Linked DNA regions of Homo sapiens: region 2 is linked to region 1. A link is a loop called in an ENCODE intact Hi-C map of the cell type or tissue named here. Cell type or tissue: heart right ventricle. All regions are shown on one strand. Links, peaks and the distances in the headings refer to the core of each region. The heading gives the core; the rest is flanking DNA.

Region 1 (10,709 bases), core at 1,837-9,836:
TCTAATGGGATAACTATTTTGATATGTAGCAAATGAGGTTTTTTAAAAATCTTAAGTGCAGTGGTAATTTCATACTAATTATTGCACTGGACAAATAAATTATTTTCATTGAAAACCTAAGTTATGCAAAACTATGATTTAAAAGAAAAGCAGAATTTTTATTTATTCTCAAGCTAACCTATTATTTCAAAATAAGCCAAGTGCCCTGCTTTCTAGGGTAAAGCTAATGCACCCTAAAACTTTGTTTACTGGTTAGCACGCTCCAAACTCTGCGTTGCTCTGCTCTCCATGAGGATCTTCGTGCAGAGGCTGCAGCTTGCTCAGCTTCAGAAAGTCATGGCAGAAGTAATAAAACTGCTGGTAGCAGCATTTAGGTACCCAAGGGAACGTTCTCACAAGCCAGCAGCTGATCTTGAGTTGAAAGAGGCAAGTGATGAGCTACAGAAGCAATGCAGCAGTCTGATATGCCAAGTTCTGGGTACCTGACCACTGGCAGGTTCAGTATCAGCTTTCAGCCTGCTAAGGCATGGGTCCGGTTTACCACCTATTTTGTTTGTATAAAACTATATAGAAAATCTATTTCAATGTAATTTTTTAAACAGTGGACTGATTGATTATGTAGCACATTTACCATGGTTTTTCTGTGATTTTTCAAGAATCACTGATGTGTCCTATTGTATTTTTGTCCTAGTTAAACTTCACAGCGTCTCTGTCAGTGTACTGTTTTTTATCTGCAATTGCAAAGTGCTGATAAAGGTCCTTTCTGTTTTCCAAAAGAGCAATGATAGAGTGAAAAAAAAAACCCAAATAGTCTCGTGGTACTCATTGCAGAAATATAGTTTAGCCCAGAGTAAAAAAGCCTTTAAAACTTCATATTATCTTGCCACACTTATTACTTCTGAAAATTTTATTAGTGTTTTGATCTTTTGGCAATTTAAAAATGGGAGCTGCATGTTTGAAAACTAAAATTATTGTTTGGAAATGTCTAGGAAATATGGTTTTATTGATAAATTTGGGTTTAAGTGTTAGTGGACATGCATAGCTTGGTAGATACATAAGATCCCATTATACTATAGCCAAATGTAGGATTTTAAAAATTATGATTAAAATGTCTACTACCTGTATTTTAAGACCACATGAGTCCGAATCTCATAGATTTAACAAATTCAGGTAGTTGGAACTCAGTTGTAAACCAAGAAATAAAGCCAAAAGGAATTTGGTGCAGATAAAATTGATACCCAGAAGCTTGTATAGTCTCAGCTCTTCTTCCTTCTCACCTCCCTCCCCTCTCCCCCTACACTATGGGAGGTTCTTTTAGGAGCTTGTTTTACAGTTCTAATAGTTCTCTGTTTTTTTTTTTTAATAGTTCTCTCTAGTTAAAAAGAGGCAGTTCCAACTCTGCCAGAAAGGCAGACAAAGAAAAATGATAAAAATCAGACAGAAAAACTCTAAAAGCATTGGGACTATCTAGTGAAGTGACAGGAAGCCCTGAATATTTCATTTGCTCTAATACAGAACAATGTGGATATTCATCATAACCGCCCTGACATGTTAAGGGAAGATTAAATTATGTTCAATACGTTATATCAAATAAAGTTCAGAAATGTACAGTACATTTCAGGAAGCATTCTGTGCAAGAAAGTTATTGTCTTTATGAATGTAAAGGAAAAAAAAAACCTCAACTCAGCAGAGAACATAGATATCCAGAATAGCAACCATTGTATGATTACATATTAACCTTCCCATTGTTGATATGTACTGGGGACCTCTGTTGTTTATAAGTGCTGTGACCTTGGCCGTGAGACTTTATACTAATACCTATCCCTCAGTAATGTTCTGTAGATTCACCAAGATTTATCTTTGTAAAGTTTTTCACATTGTACTTGCCAATTAGTATATATTTAATAATTGTGGCTATTATGCATTTCAAGCTTCCTGTGAACAAAAAATACATTGGAAGCCAGGTCGCGTCAAGGATTACAGACCACACATTACATTTTCATGAGCCTACACTGCTAGGTGTTTTCTTGTTGGGTACTCTGAAAAATATTACATGAACTAAAAGACTGTCAACATTGGAGAGAGTATGCCATAATCTTGAAGTAGCTGGCATTGTTACTGGATATGTATGGCTTAAGTCTTTGGTTTGGAGGTGGGAGGCTGTCCTGTGCATTGCAGGATGGTTGGTTAACAGCATCCCTGGCCTCTACCCACTGGATGCCAGTAGCACCCCTCCTCCCACCCCAGTTATAACAATCAGAGATATAGGCATTGCTCAATGTCCCTGGGGGCCAGATCACCCCGGCTGAGAACCACTGCACTAGAGAAACAAATGTGTAAATATGGAGCATGAAGTTTTAAATAGTGGTCACAAGTGAATGCTGAGTGTGTTTAAATTCTCATTCCTTTTGTGCTATGAGGCTTTGACTACATGTATCTGCTTTACTATAATTCTCTCTCTGTGTGTGTGTGTGTGTGTGTGTGTGTGTGTGTGTGTGTGTCTTTTCACCTTATAATTTAGGTGTTGTTTAGTGACAGTTAAAGGATACTAAGAAAGGATTGGGATGAAACAGTGTGTTTTATCCAGTATTTTGAGAGTAAGGCTTCCCAGGTGAGCTTCCGTCACTGATTTTTTGGATGGCTGTACATTAATTAACATACATTTATTGAGTGCATACCCTTCTAAAAAGTCCTGTGCTAGGTACTGCAAGGAAAAGAATTTTTTTTTTTTTTTTTTTTTTGCCTGAACCTCCTGGATGAGGGAATTTCTTTTCTGGCATGTAACGTTTCTTTTCTCGGCCCATGTGTCTGGAGTGCTAGTTATTCTTCCCCTCCAGTCCCAAACAGCTTCTTTTCCTATGGCTTCACTGACCTTTCGCTCTAAAATCCTCATGCTTGTGTTCACCTCTTCCCATTCCCCCATCTCTATTGCATCATTATGCGGGTTTGCAAACATCATCATCTTCTTTCTGGCATGACTCAGACTCCTGATAACGTTCATTTCTGGTTGCCTTATTTAGGGAAAATCATCTTCTTCTTCTAGGCCATATTAGCATGGGACACTCGTCCATCTATTACTCAGTAGCTCTTTAATTTCAAAATATAGTCCTAATCAAAATTTTCTAGCTCTTTATTTTACTTATATTTTGGGGGACTCATCAGTTATGATTAAATGGGTCAACTAGTAACAGAAATCTAAGTAATACTTGTAAACTAAATAGAATTAATTTTCCCTTGATGTAGAAGTCAAGAGGCTGGTATGGTGATGTTGTGATTTCATCAGCCTCTCAGTTTTTCTCAATCCTTCTATTCTGCGTTCCTATTCTGTAGCTTCCATCCTCAAGGTCAAGTCATGGTCTAAAGATGTCTGTCTGTCTATTGCAGCTCCAACCATCACATCTGAGTTTTAGAAATAGAGATGTAGAAAAAAAGAAAGGCCTGTCAATGGAATGCTTTCTGCTTCTCTGAAGTCCCTCTTAAAATTGTTTAAATTTTAACACCTATCTACAAGGGTGGCTAGGATATGTAGCTGGGCACATTGTTGCTATCAACAATACAGAGATTGTGTTAATAAGGAGGAAGTGAGAATAGATATTGGCCAGGCAGCAGATGTCTCTGCACACAGAGAATTTTGAGTGGAATTTATGTCATCGATGTTTTATACACCATATACAAAATAGGACTTTAAGAAGATGTTTCATAATCTATACAGCAAAATTTACTATATTAATATTGAGTTATTACTCCTAAAATTTGTTCCTTGTGCTCAAATACAGAATTGGAAGGATTCTTTATCATTGCTCCAAGGAATGAGGGGGAAAACTGTCACATTCCTCTGAAAAGTAAAAAATGTGGTCCATCAATCTAGTTGACTATTTTTTTTTTCACACTGATCTGTCAGAAGTGGCTGATTAGCTGTGGGTTTCTATACATAGCTAGCATTTATCAGAGAAATATCATGAGGACACTCTTTCTGTTGAATATACGAAAACCATAACCAGTTTCTACATGTAAGGGAAGGAGTGGTACACAGGTCTGTCAAACTGTGATGCAGGGTGGTGTGGGGAAAGGAACGGACTACGTTCAAGAAGCCTCTCTTCTGCTTCACGTTGAACATTTCTGACTCTGTCACTTTTCCTCAATCACTGTAAGCCTCTGCTTTTCATCTATAAAATGGGACTAATCCTTAACTCGGCTATCATTTGTTGTGTCCCTTCTTAAAGATACATTGAATGCCCATCTGTGGCAAGATACCAGAGTAGGACAGAGCTATTGTTATGCTTAAATAAAATATCTTGTAGAAAATCATATGTAAATTCAAAGTGCTATTGGGTTGCTGATATGGAGATTATTTATTTTTTTTATCATTTAGATCCAGATCAGATTTTAGCCATTCTTGGCAACAGATAAACTCTATTTCTCAAAAATTTCTAGTAGCAATCAATTATCTCAAAAAAATTCTGCTGTCCTGTGTGACACTGCAACTATGTATTACCCATTAATGCTAATTAGGAAGGACCTGGGAAGCACAGCCAGATAACCTATAGTTTATTCCCAGCCCTCCTACTTGGCCTCCAAACTTCCACAAAACACTAGCTTCCTTTGTGCCTACTTCCAAGCCTAAAATTCTTAAGTAACTTTATTATTTATTTGTTTATACAGTGGCAAAATCCTGAAATCCTTCACATACTTGTTAGGCAACATTAAATATTTGTGAAGTCTGAGTGGCACACTCACCTTAAGAAGCTTCAAATGAGGCCAGGTGCTGTGGCTCATGCCTGTAATCCCAGCATTTTGGGAGGCCAAGGCAGGTAGATCAACTGAGGTCAGGAGTTCTAGACCAGCCAGACCAACATGGTGAAACCCCGTCTCTACTGAAAAATAAACCCATACACAAAAATTAGCCATGCATGGTGGCTTGCACCTGTAATCCCAGCTACTCAGGAGGCTGAGGCAGGAGAATCACTTGAACTGGGGAGGCGGAGGTTGCAGTGAGCTGAGATAGCGCCACTGCACTCCAGCCTGGGCGATAGAGCATGATTCCGTCTCAAAAAAAAAAAAGCCTCAAATGAGGAATATATATTGAAAGAGTTTTATTTATTTATTTTGGTTTAATGAAAATTTGATCTGTTGTATTTTTAATTAGAAATTATTTGCTTCAAGGTTTTTATACAGGACATACAGGAACTAATTTGGATATTTTTAATATTATAGATCTGTACTGCGTTCTCAGAAGGCTACAAAACTCTGTAAGAGAAAAATAATTATTTGGCCTGCATTGTTTAAAAGGAGATCATATCTAGTTGAGGAAAACTGGTGGCGTTGGAGCATGGCTTTGACAGATTTTGATGGGCACAGAAAGCGAGGCTGGCTGAGCATTCCAGGAAGAAACCAAAATGTAGGGACCAGAGAAACTCCTGGGGATGATTTGGGAAAAGTGAGATTTTTTGATTATTCTAAAGAAATGGACTGAATGCCTCAAAAACAAGAGCTATGACTTATTTCTCGTCACCACTCCTAGCCTAGTTACAGTGATGACATAAAGAGAGCTTGGTGATCATTTATCAAACTGAATTACAACCAGTTTTAAGCCAAACCCAAAGACTGCAGAGAAATGGATATGCCCACCGTCTCTTCTGTAACTGTCATGCTTAAATATGACATAGGTGTTCCCTAAAGAGCATTTCACAATTTCTATTAGTGCACCATTCGAAATATGATGTTACAGAAGGCTAACAGTAAGTTCTGTGTCACAACAGAAGTTTATTCCAAGGAGAGTAGGGCCACAGATGGCATCTACTCAAATTAACAATGGGTGCTTAAGTCTCCCTTTCAGTAGCCCTAAAAAGTGATGACTCACCACCTCAGCATAAATTCCTAGTTTATTCCCAAACAGTCCATCTTGCAAGCTTCTCTTACATGAGCATACAAAGTTAGCCTGTAGATTTCAGGAGTGTGTTGGTAATTCTGGGTTAGAACTGACGTTTTTTGGTATAAGGATATTCAAATGGGCGGAAGTCCTTCAAAGCAGTGATTCTCAAATTTGAGTGAACATCACAGTCTCCTGGAGTACTTGCTAAAACACAGACTTCTGGGCCCTACCCTCAGAGTTTATGATTTGGTAAATTTGTGACACTAGCCTGAGAATTTGTATTTCTCACAAGTTACCAGATAATACCAAGGCTGTTGATTTGGGCACCACACTTTGAGAACCGTTCTTAAGGATATTCCGAAGCCAAGAGCAAGTAAACATCCTCTGTGGCAAAGCTTGGAGAATGAAAAACATAGAGAGGATATTTTACTTTGCTGCCTCAGGGCTGGTCTGGCTTTCTCTGAACAAAACGATGCCCACTCAGTCTTTCTCCTGCCATACAGGCCAAAAGAACTACCTTCCTGGGTGAGCTTTGCACTCTCATCCATCCGGGCTGTCATTCCTGCTCTTCTTTCCATGTTGGCACGCCTTCCCTTGCTATGCTCCCTATTGAAATACTCCTCCCTCTTCAAGGCCTAGCTAAATGCCAGAGGCTGTCTCTGATTCTCATGAACATGATGAATTGTTCAATGGGTTCCCATAGTTCCTTGCTTATATCTTTATGTCCCACTTGTAACATGTGCCCATGGCATACAATTCGTTTTATCCACTTTAATCTCTCCTGGAAGTGTAAGATCTAGAAGTCCAGAAGGGCAGGGATCGTGTGAGGTTTGATATTCCCTGGCATCTAGCAGAGTGTCTGGCATAGAGTAGGTGCCTGGCAAATAGTTTTTGAATAAATAAATGAGCCTTCCAATCTCTTCTCTTCTCACTTAGCCACATCCTCTGCATGAATAATATGACTGGAGGGAGGGGTTGCATTGATAACAGAATGAAGCTGAATTGAATCTAGAGACTGACAATTGAAGCTTAGCTCTACATTTATTAGTTGCTGGACCTCACGCAGTACACTGAACCTCTCTGTCCCATCCTCTGTCTAAATCAAAGGGTCCTAACTCTCAGCGGTGTTTCAAAGATTAAACAAGGCATTACACATGAGTGTTTTGGAAAACTGTAAATCCTATATAAATATGAATATGTTAGTTGCTTAATATTTCCATGTATAACAAAAGTATGTACATCTTCTACAATGACCCAAAGTGACAGTGGTTTCAATATATTTTCTATAATGAACTAGAATAAATGCTTTATTTGTCCACCCATTTTAAATGTGTTGCATATAAGAAAAGCATCTTATTTTTGTTTTTAATTTGTTTTATTTTTTATTTTTTGTCTTCAAAGGCGAGGGGAAAAATGAGATTGTTGAATTGAGAAGCAGGCCTCTTATTTGCCATATACCAGTAAATATCACTTAACCTCCCTCGTCATTTATTATAATTTGAAACAATCCATAGCTTGACAGGGTGTGAGACCTGGAAGACTCTAGGGTATATCATCTAGGCCCCTAATTTTACAGAAGAGGAGCTGCAGTTCAGAAAGAAGTCCCCTGTCCAGGTTCATATGACTGGTTTGTACCCAATTCACCCCACCTGAATATCCCACTCTGAAGGCTTCAACAAATGTCGGTTAGTCTGAGAAGGTCAATGTTCTGTTTGCTCATCAGTCCTGGGACTAAGGTTTCTATCAACCCATTGACCCAAGTAATTAGAATGTTTTGTGTGTTTTGGAAATTCACCTGAATTTACACATTTAACTTCCTAGTAGGTGTCTGTGCCTACGAATACAAAGGACATAGATGTACAGATTTCATCTGGAAACTATTTTTTGGTGTCCAGATAATCAATATCTTCTTAGCAACTTGAGACATTAGGACAGAAATATATTTAACTTAAAATCTTGATCACTGTTTAGAATTAAATGTTGGTCAATGAAACCCATTATTTACTTTTTATATTCATGTTATTCATATTTTTCAAGTAAAAAATTCAAGCTATCTTGTCGGATGATAGGACAGAATATGTAAAGTCATAATTTTCCTATTGGACATACATTAATATGTGGCATTATTTTATTATATATTTTAAAAAATATTACTCTTGAAGAGATGCTGTTTCATTCCTTAGGTCAAGAATACTTCAGATTTATTCAGAAACTTTTATGGAACATCTTTGTGTGCCAGGAACTGTGCTAATTGCTAATAATATGAATTTGAAAGGTACACAGGTCTTGTTTGGAAGAAACTTATAGACAGACTAAAAATGTATTTAAGGACAAAGTATGACAGTGAGGTATAATAAATTCAACAATGAGATAAATAATAGGTATAGGGTTGGCACAAGTACAAGGGAGTGGGTTGTTGTTTGGGTGGCTCAGGGAAGCTCATACAGATGGGAACTGTCTTTCAGAATGAGTAGGAGTTTATCAAAAGTGGAAACTAGGAAAAGGATGGCAGTTCCAGTAGTGGAAATAGCAGGTGCAAAGGCATGGAGATGTGAAACAGTATGGCATATTCAAGTGGTTGTAAGTCGGTAGACACCTCTGAAATGCAGAATTTGTGTAGGTTGGTAGTAGAAACTGAGGTTGAAAAAGGAGGTAAGGACAAGTTCCTGGAAGGCCTTTGAAGGCCCATTAAAATGTTTAAAGTATTCTGCAGGCAAAAAGGAGTTTGGAGTATGTGTAATTTTAGAGACATGTGACATGATCAGATGTACTCTTAAAGAGGGTCTTTGGGGCTTCGCCCATGACTCTCTTTGGTTCTTCTTCCTTACAGTCTGCAACAGTGAAAGACTGTTTCCTACATGAAGTCTGTGAGAGAGAGAACAGGTTTGCATGTTGCCAAGTTATCAAAGAAAATACATTTCCTTCAAAACCAACTTATCCCCTGAAGCTGCTAGTAAGAAAAATATGAGCAAAATATACCACAGAATAAACTTAAGCTGCATTTTAAAAAGACTATTATCTTGTATGAAAATAATTCATAAGTTAAAATGTTAAAAGGCCAGGGACCACACCTGTAATACCAGCACTTTGGGAGGAAGGGGTGGGCAGATCACTTGAGGTCAGGGGTTTGAGACCAGTCTGGCTAACATGGCAAAACCCCATCTCCACAAAAAATAAAAAAAAAATTAGCCAGGCATGTGACGGTGCACGCCTATAATTCCGCACTCCTACTTAGGAAGGTGAGGTGGGAGGATCGCTGGAACCGGGAGGCAGAGGTTGCAATGAGCCAAGATGGCACTGTATTCCATCCTGGAAGACAGGGTGAGACTCTATTAAAAAATAATAAATAAATAAAAATAAATAGTTAAAATGATATTTCAGTGTAATTTTAGTAACACAGAAAACTCGATATATTTATTACAACTCAAAGTTATAATAATAAGAATAAAACTACATTGTCAAGGCACCCTATGAATTAAGAATTAAAACGGTCATTAGTTAAGCAGCAGAACGCTTAAGGAGAAGTCAATGAATAATGAGATTTACTGCACTTTGGGAGGGCCTAGCTCTTTCCGCCCATTGAATAGACATTACCATTGGGGTCACTCTACTTACTATAAGTGCTTACTATCGTATGCAGTGGCTGAGGTTTTGGCTGTGGCGATCAATCCTCTACTGTTGGATAAGGGATAGGTGAAATCACTTCACAGGTCACAGTAATGAATTTTTCACTGTCTGGGACACTATCAGTTAAATCATATCATGGCTACTTATAGGCGTATTGATTTGAGAGCTAAGACAACTGCAATTGGATAGGGTGACTCAAAAGCCTTCAACTTTTGACACCCTGCTTGTGCTGATTTTTAACATGATAGAGTGACCCCTTAAGATTGCAACTTCCCTTCCTCCATACTCAATAACATTTACTCTACCCTCCAAAGAGAAGGATGACTTGAAATCATTCCAAGAATGAGTTCCTTGATTTATTTGAGAATCCATATTGGAGATTAATCAGCTCCAAGTTTGGTGAACTCCCTAACTGGCTTCTGGCCCCATACTTCAATTTCAGTTTATATTTAGTTGTTACTCAATGGAAAGCCTTACCTCACAGAAAATTTATTCTGCTTTCTGCAAGCATTGTTTAAAAAGTCTTTTTTCCTTCTATTTTTCTGTTGCTCCCTTCTAATGCCATTTCTCATCCTTCATATTTTGCGTAAATTTTGGAGCACAAAGCATAATCATGAATAAAATAATCTCTATTGAAGCAATGATTATTTGCTTAAGAGATGTTTATCTAGTTGGAGAAGAATGAAAACCAACAAAAGCCAGAAAATTCATGGGTTTTTAAAACAATTTGCTTTTGTTAAAAGGGGAAATATCTACTGATGTGAGAATTTGAAATTCTAAGAGACTAAAAAAAAAAAAAATCTAAATAGTCTTTGTTCCTGTAAGTCCATGGATAGTTGAGAATTGACCATATCGTGGGGGAGACAATCATTTTGTGTATATAGATGTATCTCAGTGCCTTACTTTTCTTTGTGAAATGAACAAAAAACAATGACAAAAATCAACAAAACCAACAAAATCAATTATTTTTTCTAGGATACATTATTATCTGGACCACTAGTCAGTTGTTATAGACCATTTCTGTTATATCTTATGCCATTATTTACTTTCTATCTGACATTTGTGTATATTTTTATCCTACAATAATAAAAATAACAATAATAATAGTAAAAATAATGATAGAATATTGTGTCATGTCAGAATGTATTGGACTTGATGTCAGAAGATTTGAATTGATATAAAACTGAATATGCCACCTCCTAGAAGTGTG
Region 2 (10,709 bases), core at 1,319-9,318, 75 kb after region 1:
AAAAGGAAGAACATCATATTGTGAAGATGCTTGAAAAGTATAAACTATTTTGTGCAATAATATCATTAAACGATTCGCATCGCTCATCTGATATCCTATGTACCTTCAATGTTTTCCACCCTACACTAGGCCCCATGGAGAATATAAGAGAGCACGAAGCCAGTGATATTCACCGTTGACCTGCAGAGAAAATAAAGGTGTGTGTTATTTGAGGCAGTGTATAATTAGATAGCAAACTGGATATCATTTAGCAATGCATAAAATAAAGATTTGGAAACTGGAGAAATGAATGAGAACTAAGGATCTCTTCATGGAGGAGATGTGATGTGACCTAGCTCTTGAAGAAAGGGGATGGTCTGGAAAGATTGAGGAACAGATAAAATCTCATTTAGGCCAGGCTATATGTGATGAGGGGGAAGGGAAGGAGGAACAAAATGAGCAAATTATAGAGCCAGGAATGAAAAGTGCACAGTGTGCATGTTTGTGTTGAGGCTAGGGATGTGAGGAAGGGAAACAGAGTGGGGTAGGCCTGGGGAGTACCTGCCGAGAGCTCAGGTGTGGTAGGGTCAAATGAAGCTGAGAAGCTAGGCACAGGCATTTGAACTGCCTCATTCATCTTCACCTTGATCCTGGTTCATACCCAGACCTTTATATCTATGTTCATAATGACAGTAAGATAAGGATTTTTTTTTTTCTTTTTTTTACTAGCTGTGGAAGCATTTCCTGCTCCATTTTCTAATCACCAACCACCAGGACTGAAATTCTACTTAGTTTCAAAGCTATTCAAGTCAGTTTAGCTCCTGACCCTTAGGACTGCTCTCACTTCTTACATGGCATTTGAAGTTTTCTTTTCATTTCTCTTTGTGCTGGACCAGATCTCACAGTGCTTAGTAGCTGGAAGGCTTCATCCTTGTCAAACGTCAGCCCATCCTCTTCATAACTTGCTAAACTATGTATTAAGGTAGGAAATAGTAATCCAGTAATAACAATGAGTGAACGTGATAAAGATACAAACTCTAACTTTCAGTTAGAGTTCCCCTCCTTTATAGGCTAACAACTCCCATTTATATTTATAGTATGTGCTTTGGAAGAAGATATGAAATAAAACATAAATTTTTTATGTTAACAGTCTATGGCAGATTAGCTACAATCCTAAAAATAACTTTATAGAGATTCTAAATACACAGCCACAATTATTTTTGAAAGTTTAAAACTATTTTTAAAGCTGCCATAATTTAGTAATTCTGAAATAAAATGCAAAGTGTAATGCAACGGTGAACCAGGTTAACATCTGTACAGCTATATATAGCTGCTTAATATATCAAGAGTTTGGAAAGACTCTACTTTAGTGGGCCTAGAATAATTTTATTTTCCCACAAATCCTGAACAAGTACAAGTGTTGCAGAAATATTGTCAAAGAGTAAAACATTGAGTCTATCAGGACATTTGAGTACCCTGAAGAGAGTAAGGCATTCATTGTTTTAAGCATTTTTATATGTATTTATAATCTTTTAGGTAATTAAAGATAATGATATTTTAGAGATAACTGTGCTCAGCACATTGAGTAATTAAGAATTCACCATGCCATGTAGATTTGGATGCAGGAAAAATTTGAATTACAGTGTATTTAGATAAAAAAGCCATCATGCCATTTGGGTTCTAAAGAATGGAAAAATTTGAAGTCCTCTAAAATATTTTCATTTACATTTTAGAAATCTTCAAAGTCCACAAAGAGTGATGGGAGTTGAATATTTCAATGGAAGGAAAGAGAACACTTGACCTCAATTATAGAGAGCATGACAAAGTCAAGAAATTTTAGAATCTCTAATTGTCCAGAGTTAATATTTTTGACATTTTTGCATGTATTCTTCCTGTATATATATATATATATATATATACACACACACACATATATATACATATATATATACACACACATATATATACATATATATATACACACACATATATATATATTTTAGAGAGGTGAGGTCTCATCATGTTGCTTAGGCTACAGTCTCAAACTCCTGGGCTCAAGACATCCTCCTGCCTCAGCCTCCCAAAGTTCTGGGATTACAGGCATAAGCCACTATGCCCGGCTGTATTAAGATGTGTTGAAATATATTTTAACATGCTTTGAGTCTTATAATTCTCTACATACTTTATTTATTTAGTAATAAATTGTGTTTATTGGCCCACATCATTGAAAGTCTTCTATATAATGTTTAATGATAACAATTATCTATGAAACAATGATTTCATAATTAACCATTCCCTTCTCACTGAGTATATTATGTCCAATTTTTCTCTATTATAAAAATAGAACATTTTAATAGACATTTTATGCATATCTGATTATTTCCTTCATCTCAAATTGCTGTTCAAAATGCATGGACATTTTAAGACTTTTCATATGTATTTCAAATAAATCTACTTCAAATTAAATCCTCACAACATGTATTAGTGTCATTAAAATTCTTTATTGAGGCCGGAAGTGGTGGCTCATGCCTGTAATCCAAGCACTTTGGGAGGCCGAGGCAGGCAGATTGCCTGAGATCAGGAGTTTGAAACCAGCCTGGCCAACATGGTGAAACCCTGTCTCTACTAAAATTATCTGGGCACAGTGGTGCATGCCTGTAATCCCAGCTACTCAGGAGGCTAAGGCAGGAGAATCGCTTGAACCTGGGAGGCGGAGGTTACAGAGAGCTGAGATCGGGCCACTGCACTCCAGCCTGGGTAACAGAATGAGACTCCGTCTCAAAAACAAAACAAAACAAAACAACAACAACAAAAAAATCTCTTTATTGAGAAGGATTTTTTGAAAAGCCCCACATGTGGGACATAGACCAATTTTCCTCTCAGACATAAACTATGTGGAGCTATACCTTAGGATCCCGGTATCTACATATTATGACACATTTCCTTAGCAAGCTGCTCCACAGTTCAGCGGTCACTAGATGTTTCCTAAAAAAATTATTGAGTTGGATTTCAGGGAGAGCTTGAAGCAGTTTTCATCTCTAATCATTTTTTATAAGGGATTTCATAACATTTGCAAAAAAAAAAAATAGAAATGTTGACTCCATGATAAATTCCAGTAGCTTCTTCTAATACCGCACATTGGCTGTCACCTTTATGGCCAGTGAGATAGCACACAGGAACTTGAATCACTGCATAAGATCTTGCATAAAGTGCCTCAGAAAAATAAGTAAGTATATAAGCAAATAAAGAGTAAGCTACAACGTTGTATGTCTTGGATTTCTAAAAAAAGAAAAAGGAAAGAGCAAGCACTGAATTAAAAGTCAAGAGGACCCTAGTCTGCCTCCCTCCCAGATTGTAAGTTATTTGAGGTCAGGGAGCATGGCATCTGTCATCACCATTTCTCTCTACTGCCTATGAGAATGCCCAGGAAACGGCCCTCAGTAAAAGCACGTTACCTCAATGAATGAGTGAATAGATAAAAGAAATAATGAATGAAGGAATACTGAGCTTGAGGCTCTTAGAAGAATAACATGTGGGGCCAGGTGCAGTGGCTCACACCTGTAATCTGAGCATTTGGGGAGGCCGAGATGATCGGACCACCTGAGGTCAGGAGTTCAACACCAGCCTGGGCAACATGGAGAAAACTGTCTCTATTGAAAAATACAAAAACTAGCTGGGTGTGGTGGCACACACCTGTAGTCCCAGCTACTCGGGAGGCTGAGGCAGGAAAATCACTTGAATCCCAGAGGCATTGAACCCCGGAGGCAGTGGTTGCAGTGAGCCAAGATCATGCCACTGCACTCGAACCTGGGTGACAGAGAGAGACTTCGTCTCAATAATAATGATAATAATAACATGTGGTTTACAGCAACATGGAAACAGTGCTTGTGTGTCCTGAGCTTACCTACCCTCCAGGGGATATTTTCATGGAGATACAGGAAGTGCCTACCCCAACAAATACCTCCACTCCTTGTTCAGGAATATATATGCGCAATTCAGTTTTTACTCTCTTAAATGTATCTTGAGAATGAGTTGTCTGCACAATTTCATCTTTTCTTTGTGTGTGTGTATGTATGTGTGTGTGTGTTTTAAGAATTGCTTTTCATAGTGCTGTAATCAAGTCTTGTACCTTGAGAACAGATAGAGATCTTAATTTTCTTTATTGGAAACAGGCTTATTACCAGGGTGCAAGGTAACCTTTTCCCAAATAGGAAAATGTTTCCTCAAAATGAAGACACATCATAGATGGAAATAACATTGAAACCCTGTATTTTAAAGACCATTGTCTATTTCAGAAAAACCTTAATGATGAACATTAGGTACTTGAAAAAGAACTAGTGAAAATCATTAAAAGAAAAGAGAAAAAGAAATTATAAACTTAAAGGAGTGTTGGAATGAAGATTTGGTGATAGACATTTTACAAACCAAGGCAGCGTGGGAGGTCTTCAATTGGTATTTTTAAATGTGAGCAGATGGGCTGAGCATTCTTATAGAAAGTGGATGTGTGTGTCTATGTGGTGAAAATGTAGTTCATGAAGGCTGTTCCTTTGCAGGTGGGAATAATATGAGCTACTCGCTTTGCAATAACAGGAGAACTAAAATCAAATCCGCAAATCATTTTACATATGGTGACCCAGTTCTTATTTTCTCATTAACTGTCCAGGGAGTTGTTTTTTTCTTTTCATTTGATAATTTGAGTGAAAAAGGTAATATTATCAAAAGAAATTTGAATGTCCAGCAAGTAAAGATCAGACACATCATAGCAGAAGAATATCTATTACTTGGCTCTAAAAGTACTGGGTGTCTCTGAGGTTAGGTGGGACAAAAATTAAAGACACACTTCCTACTTACAAATCTAATCTGAGAGGCAAAACTGCCATGAAATTAAGGAATAAGAGCAGTTAATAAATAAGTTTTGAATATATGCATTGTTGTTATTGTTGTTGTTTTATCTTAAAAGACAGTAAAGGGTTAAGAATGCAGACTCTGGAGCCACAAGACTTGGGTTTAAATCCTGGCTTTACTAAATATTTCCTAGCTGCGTGACCTTGGGCAAATCACTCAATCTTCCTTTACTCCAGTAAAAAGAAAGGAACAAGGAGAATAATAGTACCTATCGACAGGGAAGTTTAGGAAGACTAAATTAGTTAATATATGTAAAGTGCTTAGAGCAGTGTCTGGCACATTGTGATTGCTACATAAACAAAGTGTTTTTATTTACTATTACTTACTTGGTATTAATTTGATATTACACAGGTAACTAGAGTTTGAAATTATCTTTCAGACAAATGTACCAAAAATATTTTTTGTTGCCATAGAGAACACGATTATCTTTCATGAAGTGAATGTACAATGTTGCTATTTTAGATACCCTGCCCCCCGCCAACCATAACCCCTTTCACTAGACCTTGCTATCTCCCTGCACCTTTCTTTGGAGCCAAATATTTACCCATAGTTACTGCTTGTCATAAAAAGAGCATTTTCTTTTGTTTTGTTTGAATTGAAGCATCCTTTTAGGGCTTTATCTAACACTTCACATTAGTATTTTAAGACTTCTTGGATAAATACATGTTTATTCAACCTATAAACTACAACTCAATTCAGGCACCTGCTATTTGCCAATACTATGCATATCATTGTGAGATTAGAAAGATGAGTAAAACAGTTATTATTCAGGAGAGTAAAGTACAGTGGTATTCAGATATTCAAATATATAATGACAAATTATTTTATGAACCTCAATCATATCACTTTAGTCTTAAGGGATCTCTATTTAAGATTCCTAAATTTTAGTGAATTCCTCTATGCCATATGGCAGAGTTTCCTCTTCCTTTGTTCTCTGTCCCAGCTTTTTTCTAAGTCTGTTCTGGTTTCATCTCTCCAACACTGCCAAAATGCACATAGCATTCCAGGTAAAGTTGGCAGGATCATGTTTCCACTTTGTTACATATACCCTTTGTGAGTGTTTTGCTGCTGGAACCGAGTACATACAAAGGGCCAAATATTTAGAAGATAAGCACAATGACTCTCAGAACCATTTGTTCATTTAAAAAAAGATTCTATTTCTTGCACTAAGGACAATATGCTCACAGTTCAAAAGTAGAAAAGTATAGAAAAGAATAAACAAACACAAAATCGTTTATTGTCTCACCACCAGAAAGAGCATGGCTACCATTAGTATTATTTATTTATTTATTTTTTATTACACTTTAAGTTCTGGGATACATGTGCAGAATGTGCAGGTTTGTTACATAGGTATACACGTGCCATTGTGGTTTGCTGCACCCATTAACCCATCATCTACATTAGGTATTTCTCCTAATGCTATCCCTCCCCTAGTCCCCCACCCGCCGACAGGCCCTGGTGTGTGATGTTCCCTCCCTGTGTCCCGGTGTTCTCATTGTTCAATTCCCACTTATGAGTGAGACATACAGTGTTTGGTACTCTGTTCTTGTGTTAGTTTGCCAAGAATGATGGTTACCAGCTTCATCCCCTGTCCCTGCAAAGAACATGAACTCGTCCTTTTTTATGGCTGCATAGTATTCCATGGTGTCTATGTGTCACATTTTCTTTGTCCAGTCTATCACTGATGGGCATTTGGGTTGGTTCCAAGTCTTTGCTATTGTGAATAGTGCCGCAATAAACATGATGATTTATTTTTCTGCCCTCCCCTGCCACCTAGCAGATTTGGGACTAAACTGTTGTTCTTTCTCTGCCTTTCAAACTTAATATTAAAATATGAGCATTTTTTTTCCATACCATCAAGTATTCTTAAATAATGTATCTGATGGATTTAATTATCATTTATTTAATCATTCTCTTAGTATAAGGAGAGGCCATAGCATGCAGGTAAGACATTGACCTGATTTCCCCTCAGTACCTTTCTAAGACATTACTCTTTACTTTAAGTCACACAATACTTCCTTTTCTTACCTCCTTTTCCAATCAAACTTTCTTCTTAAACATTTCAGTGTTATGGAAAATGTGCAAGATTTAGAGTCAGTTGTTCTAAAACTAGCTTGCGTGGTATTTGGCAAGTTACTTTATCTGACTTACCTTCAGCTCTCTCATCTGTGTGATTGGGTAACATTCCCTGCCTTTGTTACAACATGGTTGCTGTGCGGATGAAATCATATGGTGAATATGAAATTGTTTTACATATTATAAAGTGAGAGATGGTTCTTTCCCTGTGCTGTACTTTTCTAACCCAAAGGCAACATTCATTATTTTTCTTCGTTTGTAAGCAGAAAAAAAAGGGCTGCATAAATGTGCTGGAAAAGACATCATTCAATTGCCTGACCTCCCAAAGGATTTGTTAATGTTTAACCCCAACTCACCCTTTCCCCTCAGTGACCTGATTTATCTGATGATTTAAAACAAAGGTTATTTGGATGGTGAAATTACAATTCTAAAATTTTCATTGCAAGTAAAAAATCTATTGGTGAAAGAAAACCTTAGTTATTTTTTTCAAGTACCTTTTTCATATTTATCATAGAATATAACCTTATAGTAGTAACAATATCAACATAATAATTACAATGTATTAACTATTCATAAAGTGGCAGCTAGGTGCTACATATATCAGTTTAAAGCTTCTCAACACCCTACAGATTATTTGTTGGGGTGAAAAGTTTATCAATAGGCCAGAGTCATTTAGAGAAGAGATCCAGAATAGATCTTTAAAAAAAAATCAGTCTGAATTAGAAAGAAACTAGGCTTAAGAGGGACCAAAACCTAAATGCAAAAAAAAAGCATTAGCAAACCCTACTGGCTAAGTGGTACCAAAAGAAGGAAAAGGAAAAACAAAGAAAGGACTTCAATATGGAAGCCCTAGTGGGAGGCAGAGAACAGGAGACTTTCCTCCTCCTCCTCCTCTTCCTCCTCTTTCTTCTCCTCCTCCTCCTCTTCCTCCTCCATGTTGCTGTGTTAGCCCTTCTTCCACTGCACTGTGGCTATTAGCGAAGTTAATGTCCTTTATTCCAAACTGAAGTACATTAGGACAGGGCCAATGCCAATGCTTTGATCACCATTTTTACTTGATTTTTTATAGCTCTATTGAGGTTTAATTGACAGATTACAACAAACTGTGCACAATTAAAATGTACAATTTGACAAATTTTGACATGAAACTATTACCATGATAAAATTAATGAATATAACAATTGCATCCCCAGAGTTTCATTGTACGTGTTTGAACTCTTTCTCTCTTTGCCTCCTCTCCATCCTTAGGCAATCACTACTTGTTTTCCATCATAATTGATTAGTTTGTCTCTTCTAGGCTTACTTCACTCCATGTAATTATTTGAGATTTTAAAGCATGTTATATATAATAATAGTTCACCTCTTGTTATTGCTTAGTTGTATTCCATTGTATGGATATACCATAGTCTGTTTATCCATTTATCTGTTCATGGATGTGTACATTATCCATTATTGCATAAAAGATTATCCCAAAACTCAGTGGCTTAAAATAACTATTCATTATCTCACAGTTTCTGTGGGCCAGACATTTGGGAGCGGCTTAGCTGGGTGGCTCTGGTTCAGGGTCTCTCATGAGATTGCTGTTAAGCAGGTGACCACTTCTGCATGTGCAGTTACCTGAAAGTTTGACTGGGCTGGAGGAGTCACTTCCAAAGATGCATTTTTATCTACTGTCTCAATTATTGTACCTAGTACACAGTAGTATTCAACAAATATGTGTTGCTAGAGTAGGTTAAGCTTTGATTATGGAGGTTCTTAAATTTTAGGCTAAGCATTTGAACATTTGCCCTCATCCCCCCTAAGCAATGGAGAATCATTGCAGGGGTTTGAATGGGGAATGCTATGATAACCTATGTTTTGGAAGTCTGGTTTCATTGACAGGAGGTGGCCCATTTTTGAGTAGGACGACATGAACTATCCAATTGTGCAGTGCTACTTAGAGATTCAGAGGTTTATTTTCTTGATTTGATCTTTAAGCAAAAGTTTATATGGTAAAGGGTCAGAAGCATAGCCCCTCCTGCAGAGCAGACATAGTGGATTTTCATGAAGCTCCAACTACACTTTTTAAAAATTCTTGCATCTTAAAGACATGCTAAGAATTGAGGCTTCATTATATAGCAGGCTTTACAGATCTGCTAATAATTGCTGTATGGTACAGATAGGACATTTTTCTCCTCTGAGGCTTTGTTTCTCCATATCCAAAATAAACAATATTGACTAGCTAACTTCTGCACTCCTTTTAAGTTTTAGGATATGTACTATGAGAAGTAGATTATTAATTGCAGAAAAGTCAGTAAAATACAAGAGTCCTGTATGTGATCCCTTCCCAAAGCAGCATCTAGCTTTATAGCTCAACGATAATGTTTAATCTGGACAGGAAAGACACTATACTTCACTCCCATGATCCTCTGTTAGGGAATGGCTGGGCAGAGGCCCTTGCTTCAAGGGCACCTTAGGGTAAAAGAGGCTGGGAAAGGAGAAAACTGGGTTAAACCTATTATTGAACTTTTGTTCCTAACTTAAATGAAGACTAAATGACACTTGCTGAACATGTAAGAGGAAGGGCATGGATAAGATGGCAATTAAATGTTGCTGACACACCAGCAGTGTTGACATTTTAAAACTCAGACCGCTTTTGAAATGTCTTCTTGCTCTGTTTGTTTCTTATACCCAAATTTGGTTGGGTTTTATTTTTTCTAATAAGTATCGTAAAATAGGTATTATGTTAGTCAGGGGTCTCTGGAGAATTGGAACCAATAGGAGATTTTTATTTATTTATTTATTTATTATAAGAAATTGGCTCATGTGATTATTGAGGCTGGTCCACTGTCTGCAGAGCCAGTGTCCCAGTTTAAGTCCGAAGGCTAGTAGGCTGCTGTAGAACCAGGAAGAGTTGATGCTCCAGTTCAAAGGCCTTCAGGTAGGAATTTCTGTCTTAATCAGGGGAGAGTTAACTTTTTGTTCTACTCAGGCCTTCAACTGATTGGATGAGGCCCACCCACCATTACAGAGGTCAATTTGCTTTACTCACTCTACTGATTTAAATGTTAATCTCATCCAAAAACAACGTTGCAGGAATACTTAGAATAATATTTGAACATATATCTGGACACTCTTTGGCTGGTCAAGTTGACACATAAAATTGACCATCACAGGTATATTGACTATCCTTTTTTTTTTTTAAGCTCCACAAGGCACCAACCATCCCCTTTCCAAGATTATTTTTAAGGCCAGTTCAGAAGTAGGTTCCATAAGCACTGAGAACCCCTATCCTACAGGAAGAGAACAACTTTCCAAAATAACCTTTCCTAGTTCTGACCACTGAATATAGAATGAGACTCTTTAGTATAAAGTTTTGCTCATTACTTCTGTCCTTTGCTTTCCCAAGTATAAAAGAAAATACCTTTTCCGAATGCCATTTCTTCATTCCTAGAGTCATGTCATCACCCTTCTTCCCTCATTTTCTCTCTCCCTTTTTCTAACATTTACTAAATATTTATTTTATATAAAGTAATTCTAACGGTTGGAAAAACTATGAGGATGACCATGAAATGGCTCCTATTTCTCATTGTAGGCTTTTAAAATGTTCTATACATTGCCATTGTGATGACAGTGAGTCCCCTGCATTTTAAATTGTACATAAAAACAGAATTCTTGGTGTAAATTGTGAATGGGTCACTGTGTGCTTTATAGCTCTGATTAAAATAGTTTAGTATGTAATTTCTAAAAATAGTCTAAGGGGTAAACTT

The links. Hi-C counts contacts between places; a loop is a spot of excess contacts. Peaks named below come from ENCODE experiments on the same cell type or tissue, not always from the same donor. Only the 100,000 strongest peaks of a DNase experiment are listed, where the experiment ranks them.
Region 2: a loop joins it to region 1, with 3.0 times the contacts of the local background. A loop is called at or near these places in 3 of 110 quality-filtered maps.

Annotation. Positions count from the first base shown.
Region 1 is chr3:192,648,073-192,658,781 of GRCh38, reverse strand. The region is part of intron 2 of FGF12 (fibroblast growth factor 12); the gene reads left to right. Among named protein-coding and RNA genes, the nearest start is that of FGF12, 74 kb to the left of the region's middle. In heart right ventricle, for the core only: no CTCF peak of the experiment used is centred there; no DNase peak of the experiment used is centred there; H3K27ac peaks cover 7,404 bases.
Region 2 is chr3:192,572,676-192,583,384 of GRCh38, reverse strand. All of the region lies in intron 2 of FGF12 (fibroblast growth factor 12), which reads left to right. Among named protein-coding and RNA genes, the nearest start is that of FGF12-AS3, 61 kb to the right of the region's middle. In heart right ventricle, for the core only: no CTCF peak of the experiment used is centred there; no DNase peak of the experiment used is centred there; H3K27ac peaks cover 1,803 bases.